Linked DNA regions of Homo sapiens: region 1 is linked to region 2. The links are chromatin contacts, found by Hi-C or POLR2A ChIA-PET in ENCODE. All regions are on one chromosome and are shown on one strand. The core of a region is the stretch at or near the end of the contact, and the rest is flanking DNA. Distances in the headings are between cores, read along the strand shown. Region 1 overlaps ST7 (suppression of tumorigenicity 7). Region 2 overlaps COMETT (cytosolic oncogenic antisense to MET transcript).

Region 1 (5,984 bases), core at 3,282-5,781, 430 kb after region 2:
AACTTATCTTCCATGGAATATTTTGGATAGAACAAAACATTTATGATGCTTTAATCTGTATTTGTATGAATAAAATTTGATTCAAGTGGAATTAGGAGTAATGGGAACTTAGCATGTTTTATGTGGAAACTTAGCATGTTTTATGTTTTCGTTTTGTTAGCTATTTTTAAAATATGGCTGTGTTTAAATATATTGCTACTGCATAATGCCTAGAAGTCCACAGGCCTCTGTATTTTGTTCCTTATGATATCATCTGTTCTCAATGCACTACTTTTTTTTAAAGAAAGATATACACATTCCTAGAATCTTTTACATTCCCAGTGAAATGCCAAGACAGGTCTGTCAAATCTAATTTTACAGAAGTGGAATGTATTTGTCAATATTTTATAATATTGACAAAAATAACTTAATTTTTTTTTCTTCATTTTATGTATCACTTCTTGTGACTTGTGAGAACAAATTTTTGATGTTAACAAGTCACATGTAAGTTTAAAATCTAATATTATTTTAACATTGTACAGAACAGGAATATCTAAAGGCTGTTGTTCCTAAGGCTAGCCCAGTTTCAGTCCACTTCACTTACAGCCATCTCCTGTGATGGTAAGCCACAAATGTCCCCTGTTTTCCTCTCTGCCTTCATATTGATTATTACTAATGTAAAAATATTTCCAATTTTTACAAATAGTTATGTGTGTCAGGTTTTAATGAAATGCTAAAGGACATTACTAATAGACCCCAAGAGATTCCGTTTCTTCTTCGCCTGTCACACTTCCTGCCCAAGTGCTGATGGACTGTGGAAACAATGACTACCATGGACCACTGTTTGAAGATGTAGTATGCTGAATTCCCAGACATCAACTTAAAAATAAATTCTGCTCATGAAAAGTATGCAGGGCATGTTTCTGCTTAAAAAAATGTCCTGGGAAAAAATCTAAATTGAATTCAGAAGATAGAGTACCATGTAAAAGAGTGGCCAAGTTATAGGAAGTATTTATTTTTTATCTTTAATTAGGTATTTTAACATTCAAAAAGCTAATGCATTTTGTTTCTTAGACATAAATAAATACGTAGATCATAAATAGAAATGTTTCAGAGATGTTTTATTTAAGAGAGTCAACAATAGTAATTAAATTAATACTAATAAATAATGCTAGCTCCTGACACTTTACCATTGACACTTTCACCAGTATCTTACATGAACCTCATAGCAACTCATAGCTCATGTCTGTGAAAACTGAGGCACAGAGTTGCCTAAAGAAGGCTCCAAAGTGGATTTTGCTTTAATTCCAGTACTTTTTCCACCTGATACCTTTTTCATGGTTGATTTATAGTAGAGTCAATGTGTCTTTTGAAAGAACAGTGTCCATATCTTATTGGAAATAGTAAAGCTTTCAAAAGAGAGCAGTTGTTATGAATCTGTCATCCTCTTACTTCCATCTTTAAAGTTTCAACAGTTCACTCTTTCCTTCTTACCATCCTTGTGTTTTCAGAATGCTATCACCAGTCAGTAGCAGTGTAGCATGACTACCTATTCTGAATGGTTTGTACCCTTTCTTAGACTTCAGGAGTTGCTTTCTACTCAAGCTAGTTCAATTGTTGACTCAACAAGCATTGCTAGGCATTAGATGTAACAGCACAATGTTTATTCCTTCTTTATATTTTTATGTCTTTTTATTCACAATTAAAATTTGTATAAGCTTTGCATAATTGCCATTTAAAGTTAATATTTTTCAACAAATGTAAGAACAGAAATATACCTAATTCCTACCAAACTTTTATAATTAGTTTAGCCAGTTATTCTGACCCTAACCATATAGAGGCACACCTTGTTTTGATGCACTTTGCTTTATTCTGCCTTGCAGATACTGCACTTCTTATAAATTGAAGGTTTGTGGCAACCCTGCATTGAGCATCTGTCGTGCCATTTTTCCAATGGCACATGCTCACTTCATGTCTCTGACTCACATTTTGGTAATTCTTACAATATTTCAAACCTTTTCATTATTATATCTGTTATGGTGAGCTGTGATCAGTGATCTTTGATGTTAGTATTGTAGTTGTTTTGGGGTGCCGCAAACCACATCCATATAAGACAGAGAGCTTAATTGATAAGTGTGTGTGTTCTGGCTGCTCCATTGACCTACCCTTCTCTAGTTTCTCTCCCTCTCTTTCGACCTTCCTAATCCCTGAGACACAATATTGAAATTAGGCCAATTAATAACCCTACAGTGACTTATAAGTGTTCAAGTGAAAGGAAGAGTCATATGCCTCTCACTTTAAATCAAAAGCTAGAAATGATTAAGCTTAATGACGAAGGCATGTCAAAAGCTGACATAGGCCAGAAGCTAGGCCTCTTGTGCCAGTTAGCCAAGATATGGATGCGAGGGAAAAATTCTTGAAGGAAATGTAAAGTGCTACTCCAATGAACACACAAATGTAACAGAATGAAACAGCTTTATTGCTTATATGGAGAAAGTTAGAGTGGTCTGATAGAAAATCAAACCAGCCATAACATTCCCTTAAGCCGAAGTCTAATTTAGAGCAAGGAACTCTCTTTAATTTCTTCAGGGGTTCTATGAAGGCTGAGAGAGGTGAGGAAGCTGCAGAGGAACGCTTTGAAGCTAGCAGAGGTTGGTTTATTTGGTTTAGTGAAAGAAGCCATCTGCATAACATAAAAGTGCAAGGTAAAGTACAAGTGTTAATGTAGAAGCTGCAGCAAATTATCAAGAAGGTCTAGCTGAGATACCTGATGAAGGTGGCTACACTCAACAACAGATTTTCAGTGTAGGTGAAAACAGTGTTATATTGGAGGAAGATGCCATCTAGGCCTTTCATAGCTGGAGAGAAGTCAATGCCTGGCTTCAAAGCTTCACAGGACAGGCTGACTGTCTTCTTAGGAGCTCATGCTCACATTGCCATGCAACCAGTCTTCAGAATTCTTTTCATTTTACGAAACTGAAGTTCTGTACCCATTAAACAACTCCCCATTTTCTTCTTCCTCCTGCCTCTGGCAATCACCATTCTACTTTCTGTCTCTATGAATTTGAAGTCTATAGTTGCACAGGCACAAATGTCTGTCTCTAGAAACATTTTCCAAGTAATACACTTCACTACATTTTCTCTTAGAATCACCTATATCTGTGTTAAAACTGTAAGAATCTGTGTTAAAATTTTAAGAATGTAGCAGTTGTCTTGATTAGAAATATATTTTCAATAGCCTTTCAAAAAACCAGAGACAAAAAAGCAGAGAGGAAATTATCTGCTTCTTATCTGAAGGCTAATGACAAAAAAAGTCATCCATGTGAACTTTAATAGAAATCTGCCGAAACCCTTAATGAGGTAGGTATCATGATCAGCGTAACTCATTACAGAATTGTTGTATTTTAGAGCTAGAAAAAAACCTCAGAAATAATTTTAAGTTCTTCATTTCATAAATGAAGTGATACTGTTGTGAAATGTCTAACCAAATTAATTAACTGTGCAGTTAGGATTGTAGTCTGTTTCTTGTTTCTCAAGAATTCCCTTTCAGCAATTGTTGGTGAACAGGGTCAGATTTTCTCAGACAAACTAGCTATTACTTGTGTTCTACACTATGAGTATGTTTTATAGAAAGTTTTCCTGGCTTATAATATAATTGAAGAGACTTGGAAATCTTAGCCCATGATTTCCATTTTTATATAATCTTCAAGGGCTAGAGATGTATGTGGATTGGAGGTATGTGGTTTTCCTTATCTGGGAAAGTAGTTGACAATTTCTCAGAAATTGAGCATTTATCACCAGTTCTAATGTGATAGGGAATGAGGTATTGTTCATAGTATCATCAGAAATGAAGGGAATTGGGATGAAACTTTTCTTGAATTTCTGACCCTGATGCAATCAGGCAGTTGTTGATGGATTCCATTATCTTCGTGAGTCTTGTCAATGGCAGAGACCTAATTGAAGATTAGAGCTCTTGCAGAGAAAGGTCAAATCAACCACAGTAAATATTGTTGAACAGGGTTTGGCAAACTGTAGCCCATGGGCTGCCTGTTTCTGTGAGATTTATAAGCTAACTTTTTTTTTAACATTTTTAAATCGCTGAAAAATTTTCAAAAGAATACGTCATGATATGTGAACATTACAAGAAATTTAATTTCAAAGTTTATAAATAAAGTTTTATTGGAACATGGCTACATTAATTTATGTATTGTTTATGACTATTTTTGCACTGAAACAATAGAGTAGTTGTGACAGAGAACAGATGGTCCCACAAAATCTAAACTGTTTACTATTTGGCCCTTTATAAAAAGGATTTGCCAGCTCCTGCTAGAAAACATTGAGAATGATTTGTTTTGTAGTACCATGGAAATTTGTGATCTTCTTTGCTTACCTAGAACTGCAGCTGTATGCTACAGCTAAGAAATTCCTTAAAGAACTTCTCCACTTTTTTTTTGTTTTTTTTTTTTTGTTTTTGGCCTCTGGGACAACCCACACTAGTCCATTCATGACTATTTTTTATGACTTTCTTTGCTTATTTTCCAGTGGTTCCTTTTGCCAATCATGTGAACAGACCAAAACCACACAGGAAGGTCTGTGGTTTGCCTAAAGAAGCTTTTCTACAGAGGGATATGTCTGGCTTGGGTACCTCCCTGTTTGTTGTACAAACCTATAGTTTGATTCTGATCATTACACTAGAGCTTTGATTCAAATGTATATAAAATGACCATCACTGTCAGGATGTAAAATGAATAAGCATATTTATTGTTGGATTCATATTTGTAGGACGAAAATCTTAATCTTTCTTATTTTTATCAGGCATTTTAGTAACTTTAGTAATGTTTCTCATGACTGCTAATTATACATCAAGATTAATTGCTATATTTTTTTTTAATTGGCTAACCTTAAACACATAAACCCAATGTCCTTTTTTATAGTCATCTTCTGATAGAGTTAAAACATCAGTGATAGGGAGACCACACAGCACCTCTTATAAAAGTTATTTACCTCCTTTTTCCAGCTGTGGTTACTTGATTTTAGTTCTCTTGAGGCCACTGTAAGAAGGGAGTGGCCCTACAACCATGTAAGAGATCTGTGCTTTGCAGCCACTGAGAACCGGGGATCCTGCCACTATTGCCACCATCCTTTTAAAGCATAACAACAAACAGGTGTTGTGTATCCAGAAAGAGCCCTTATCTGAAGGTTTGGAGTTTGGTTAAGCAGATCTTTTATTATGTTTTACTCATGCGTTTGGTCATAATTATGCTTTTGTGCTCAATAAGGATGATTGTTATCTGTGAAAGTAACTGACAATTTCTCAGAACCATTGCCTTGGTTCTAGGTTCTAGGTAGCTAGTAACTAGTCTGGTTAGTGCCATGGAGAATGTGGAGCACTGGTCTGGGTCATGATATTGAGTTGAGTAGCTGAATTCTCTCCTCACTTCATAGGGTAGTTCTTTTATCTGGTTAGTGCTAGATGCTCATCTGTCTTAGCTTACTTAAATTTTGAGGTCTTGGGAGTAGAGCCCAGTAATGGGAGGAGCTGGGCATACGCTCTAGGAATCTTCTGCATCCAGATAATCCTTTTTTTAGTGGAGTCTTCTCACATTTTGGGATAGGCCATGAGGTAGACTTGGGGCTCAGTAAGCAAAGCCAATGAGGATGACAAAACATGAAAAGGAAATGCTGATGCAGATGCAGGCTGGAGTGGGTGGTAAGAGGCCTGGGAGAGCAGCAAGATGAGATATCTTAGATAATGTTTGTTCTGACTTAGTAATAAGGTGAAATTGGGATGTGACATAACCTTAAGGCATTTTGACTTAGCTCTCACATGTTGGTGAGAATTGAGACTAGAGGGAAAACCCCCTATTTTCATTTCTGAAATGCAGAAAAATAGAGTGAACATTTATAATCCAACCCTGGTATTTTAAAACATGTGTAATAACAAAGTCGGTTATTGTATAATTTGGAAATGCGATGTAAGATATTATGATAAAGCTGTGATTTTC
Region 2 (5,508 bases), core at 2,106-4,605:
AATAGACTTCTGTCTCAGCAGCATTGTGCTTTCACTCCTGGGCAACTTCCTGCCTATACAGCAACATTAATGCCAGCAAGGAAGGAACCTGAGGGTTAAATCCTTGGCCCCAGCCCCAGATAGCAATACAGAACCCCACCCCCGTAATTCAGTCAATAAATAGATGTCCCTTTCATACAAGTTTCAGAAAACACAGTTAATATACAACCACTACTCACAAATTAAATAAGTTATCTTACTGTAAAGGATATAACTATTTTATTATCTTTGCAATTAAAATGAAATATGCTAAAGGTAGAAGCAATACAAAACAGCTGCTGCCAGAAGTTTCAATAAAAGATCACTACTGGGCACCCTTATAACTGTGGGACCATTAGGAGATTTAAATGTCTTCTTCACTTTGCCCATGGTAGGGAGTGAGGCTGCACTGAGAAACATCACTGGCATGAGGTCTAATTGCCTGCCCTATGATTAATGTTGCCAAGTGAATTCAGAAGTTGTCACAGTTCTCATCCTATGGTCCAGGCTCATTTATAAAATAGAGCAAAGGGAGCCCAGTGCTTTGAGAATGCCAATGCAAAATTATAATAATTACTTATTACATGATACAGTTGTTAAAGTATTTTCTGTGTTGTTCAAAAAAAAAAAAAACAAGGCATGTACATTGGTAGAGAAGGCAGAAGAAATACTTATGACTGTGTTTTCCTCTTGTAACTTTCCCAGGCAGAATTACTCTGGTCCCTAAGGCCTTGAGGCACTTTTTTCTTATCTCCACTGAACTGTAAACTACTGGGGTTCAGAGACCAATTTTTAGCTTTCATTGTATCTATAGGATTTAGCATAGTGACTGGCATAATAAAAATCTGCTAAACTAAAACTGATACCCTGTTATAGAATTTCCATGATGTATTCTAAGTTCTGTCATAGGCATGCAATAATTGTAAGTTCTCAAAATGGAGGGACCAAGTCTAGTCCTTTGTATCTTTATAACTCTGCAGCTCTGCTATCCAACAGAACTTTCTGCAATAAGGGAAATGCTTTATTTCTGTTCTAGGAAAAGGAAAGTTCTTAAAGAAATGTTCTTCCTTTAAGAGTCTATGTAAACACTATTCAATAAGAGCCATTGGCCACTTGCGGCAATTGAGTGCTTGAAATATGGCTAGTGAGGTGAAAAAATGCATTTCTGATTTAATTTCAATTAAAATCACCCCTTGTAGCTCATGGCTACTATGTCAGACAGAGCAGCACTGGACGCCAAGTGTGGTGGCTCACGCCCATAATCCCAACATTTTGGAAGGCCAAGACGGGAGGATCACTTGAGCCCAAGATTTCAAGACCAGCCTGGGCAATGTAGAAAGACCCAGTTTCTACAAAAAAAAAAAAAGTAAATTATCCAGGTGTGATGGCACAGGCCTGTGGAGGATCACCCGGGTCTGGGAGGTCGAGGCTAGTGAGCCATGATCGCACCACAGCACTCCAGTGTGGGAAACAGAGCGAGACCCCATCTCAAAAAAAAAAAAAAGAGTAGCACTGGAATCTAGGCTGATGTGTGGCTTTCAGTAGTTGCTATTTTAATGTTTATGAATGAATAAATGAATGAATGACTACACATACCTAATCCCTCCACAAACCTACTTCCCGCCAAACTGCTTTCAGCTGCAGAGTGCTGCAAGCATGCAATATTTACTTGGCCAAGTTGAGTTTAAATAGGTAGTCTACAGGAAAAGCAATTCGGTCATTCATTGGATATTGTGAGGAAAGTCTTTTATGGCTAACTTGAAAGATGTACTTCAAAGTAACCACTTAAGATTAAGTCATCTATAAGCCATATTTTCACTCCACATCTTACTGCTTAGGGCAGAGTAGTCAAGTGGAAAACCAATGGACTTGGGTACTAGCTACACTCAACTGTCTACTAACTGATTGGCTTTGAGGTTCAATTAACATGCAAAGTGCTTGACTTTTCTTAGTGGCAAAATGGGGAAATCCTATGTGCCATGCCTCCTTACCAGGATGTTGTCAAAAGCAAATGAGATAACTGGCATGAAAACATCTAATGCTAAGCAAATACAGATTATTATTAAAATACGTTACTTCAAATTATTTTAAATAACTATTATCATAGTAATGGTGCTGTTATTAACAAATAATTGAATATATGTTTTCTTGCACAGTTAAAGACATACACGTGCCCAAAAAATTATTTTCTTCCACTCTAAGAAGATTTCCATTTTTTCTCTCTGCCACTTCATATCTCAGAAGGTCATATCTCGCTTACTGGGCAGTTTCCAGTGACAATTCTACAACGATTCCTCTCACCTATCTCACTGAATGTGGCTGTCAGCATAAGTAGGTTACATTGTAGGGACTGTGTTTGTAGCTAGTGTTGGCATGTTATTTTTCCAGCCACCACTCCAAGGAGAAGAGTTCACATTGTGTTTCTAAATCACTTCCTGAAGAGTGATTATATGGGATTCTTTCAGAAATAGAAGGAATGGAAAAAGCAAGACCAGAAAGTAATTTGGAGAGCATCCAAGATTGATAAGACACCAAAGTAGGGGGACTCCACAGCACTAGGAGCCTGTGCTCTGATCCCTTCCAGCGCCCTAAGATGTGATGGGATCTCAGCAAGAAACAGCCACCTAGTGTTCCTAAAGAGGCTGGAACATGAGCACTGGGCTCCTAGACTTGGCAATAACCCTAGTGCCCCACAATGGCAGCACCAGCAGAGCCTCCATCCTTAAAGAATAGTACAGCTTTGAACACTGAGCATGTCAGCTATGATCTTTGGGGATCAAATAACAGGGCATTCACATGGCACCAAGAGGAGAACCATCCAGACAAAGCTTGACCTTCGCACCAGTGAGGCCGATTGGAGGCTTGGAGCATATTAAATTTATTTAGAGAAAGGAAAGAAATGTAATATTACTCACATCCTGTGTTTGAAAGAAAAATCATCCTGCCCACTTAATAACTGTGCAGGGCTGCCTTCCATGCCACATTTTTTACACAGACCATAGGGAGGTCTGTGTGACTTTGTGACTCACCCTTTATCACAGCCCCCACCCCCATAGAACTGCGAGGGCTGAGTAGGAGACAAGTCCAGTTACACTCACAGGGTTGTGTTCAAAAACCAGTGTTTCTCCTTAACTAACCCTCAAGCAATTACCTCAGATCAAGTGAATAGACCTGACTTAAGCAAATTTGGCTGTTCACGAGTTTTAAGTTACTCTGGCAGATATTGATCACCACCAGCAGCTAGGAACAGGTGAGAACTATAATCCTCCTCCCCAACAATCTCATTACTGGGTGATGAGTTATATTGAAAGCACATTTGACCAAAGATGCCACATGTTCAAATACTCAAATCAACTAGCTAACCTGACACAATAAGAGCAGTGAAATCCCAGGCAACAGCATGCGCGAAACGGCCACTCAAAGCAGATGTATCAGTATTCTGGTGAAAGTTTCAGCTAAACTTCTGATCAGAAGTTGAGCCACAGGATTCTCTGTTGAGCTATTGAATGAAGCCCTGGTCCGAGAAGAGCCCTATGAAGAGGGTAGGCTGTGGAGCTCTCTCCAGATTCTTACTCCCTGTTGTTTACAGAAGGAAGGAATTGCTTACATAATATTTCCAGCATATTCACATATCTTAATCACCACTCGTTTCATCCATGGAAACTTATTTTAGCATCCCCTATGCTAACTAACAGGCTTTTTTGTGTTCATTGGAGATAAAGCTATAATAGGACAGCTGATTAGGGTCGTTCAAATGCTGGCTGAGGATCCCTAAGTATGAATTCCCTAGCCGACTATTTCACAAGTTAACTATCCACCGCTAAGACGTCCTCCAAAACACAAACACACATTTCTTTATTAGTGTTAGAGGATATGAAATAATTTACTTGAAAATACAATAATACTGTTTTCTCTTCAGAAGAGTTCTCCCCCAGATGGCCAAGAGGTTTGAACTCTTGCCTTTTGTCAGATATAGGGCTGAACCTTAGAGTCCAGTGTATTCCTTCATTGTCTTTCCTCTAAGTCTGCCAAACAAATAAGGCTCTGGTGAACCCATAGAGCCAGCTACAGATAACCACACATGTGTGAAATTGTAGTGCGCACACCGCTTATGCGTAGCCTGCTCCTGGTCTTCCCAGACTACCAAAACATACGTGAGCCATTCTTAACAGCAAGTGCAAACCCCGGAGTGCTGTTTCAAACCTTCAAGATCCTCCCATCTTCTAATTACCTCATTGCTCCATTTGACCCCACAGCATTTCTACTCCCTGGAATGGGGACACCTGGAGAAATCCACACATGAGGCCTAAACATCCTAGTACCCGCAATGTATCGATTTTTTTCTTTCTTCTAGAAGCAGAGGATGGTAATAAATTGTGTTGCTAACAACAAAGGTCACTGCATAGCTATCAGCCCTATGCAATGATAGCTGTGAAGGACAACAAATAATAGTTTTGCAAATCTCCTCTTTGAACATTCTTTCCTTAAGAATCCTGTTTGGCGGACCTGTTGTGAAATATGTGTCTCCTTCATCTAGTGTTGCTCAAACTGTGAGTGCTGACCTAGTGTCTTAGTCTGTTTGAACTACTATAACAAAAATATCACAAGCTGGTTGGCTTATAAACAGCAGACCTTCATTGCTCACAGCTCTGGAGGCTGGGAAGTCCAAGATCAAGGCACCAGCAGATTCAGTGTCTGGCGATGGGCCTCTTCATAGAAGGTGGTCTTTCTGCTGTGTCCTCATGTGGTAGGAAGGGGTACAAGAAAGGCCTTTTTTATAAGGACACTAATCCCATTCAGGAGAGTTCTACCCTCATGACTAATCTTCTCACAAAGTGCCCACCTCCTAATATCATCACCTTGGGGGTTAGGAGTTCAACATATGAATCTGAGGGGGACACAAACATTTTGACCATAGCACCTATTCTAGAATTGTGAAATTGGCTTTCATTTATTAACAAAAATATAACTGAATAGAATGGAAAAGAATAAAAGAGAAGAGAGGAGAAAGAAACATATAGATCACAGAGAGCAAGGGTAATCAGATGAGTTTAATAAGACATTTCATGTTTATGAGAGTATGTATACTGAGTTGCAATGTAAAGCATATTTCTTAGTAAAAAATAATATTTGAAAAATATATAAACCACTACCACAATTTATTTGGAGATAAATTTTCTTTGGATCTCAAATAAAGTAAAAGAAAGTTCTAATGCAATTTTTTTTAACTTTTATTTTAAGTTCACAGTTACAACTGCAGGTTTGTTACGTTGGTAAACTTGTGTCATGGAGGTTTGTTTTACAGGTTATTTCATCAGCCTGGTATTAAGCCTAGTACCCATTAGTACATTTTTCCTGATCCTCTTCCTCCTCCCACCTCCTGCCCTCCAAAAGGCCTCAGTGTGTGTTGTTCCCCTTTATGTGTCCATGTGTTCTCATCATTTAGCTCCTACATATAAGTGAGAACATGAGGTATTTGGTTTTCTGAAA

The links. Hi-C counts contacts between places; a loop is a spot of excess contacts on that map. ChIA-PET counts read pairs that join two places held with the same protein, here RNA polymerase II (POLR2A). Pooled maps may share reads with other maps.
Region 1: a loop to region 2 is called in a map with no recorded cell type, with 8 times the contacts of the local background. The contact joins two enhancer-like sites. A Hi-C loop is called at or near these places in 7 of 37 single-sample maps with no recorded cell type and 5 of 50 pooled maps. POLR2A ChIA-PET finds 5 or more read pairs at or near these places in 1 of 52 experiments (OCI-LY7).

Annotation. Positions count from the first base shown.
Region 1 is chr7:117,004,825-117,010,808 of GRCh38, forward strand. The region is part of intron 1 of ST7 (suppression of tumorigenicity 7); the gene reads left to right. Among named protein-coding and RNA genes, the nearest start is that of MIR6132, 12 kb to the right of the region's middle. Within about 2 kb of position 4,532, at least 2 of the 41 ENCODE cell types and tissues checked have a DNase peak (open chromatin) inside an H3K27ac peak, as active enhancers do.
Region 2 is chr7:116,574,181-116,579,688 of GRCh38, forward strand. The region is part of intron 2 of COMETT (cytosolic oncogenic antisense to MET transcript); the gene reads right to left. Among named protein-coding and RNA genes, the nearest start is that of CAV1, 52 kb to the left of the region's middle. RefSeq lists an enhancer at 2,855-3,149 and a silencer at 3,288-3,427. Within about 2 kb of position 3,356, at least 6 of the 41 ENCODE cell types and tissues checked have a DNase peak (open chromatin) inside an H3K27ac peak, as active enhancers do.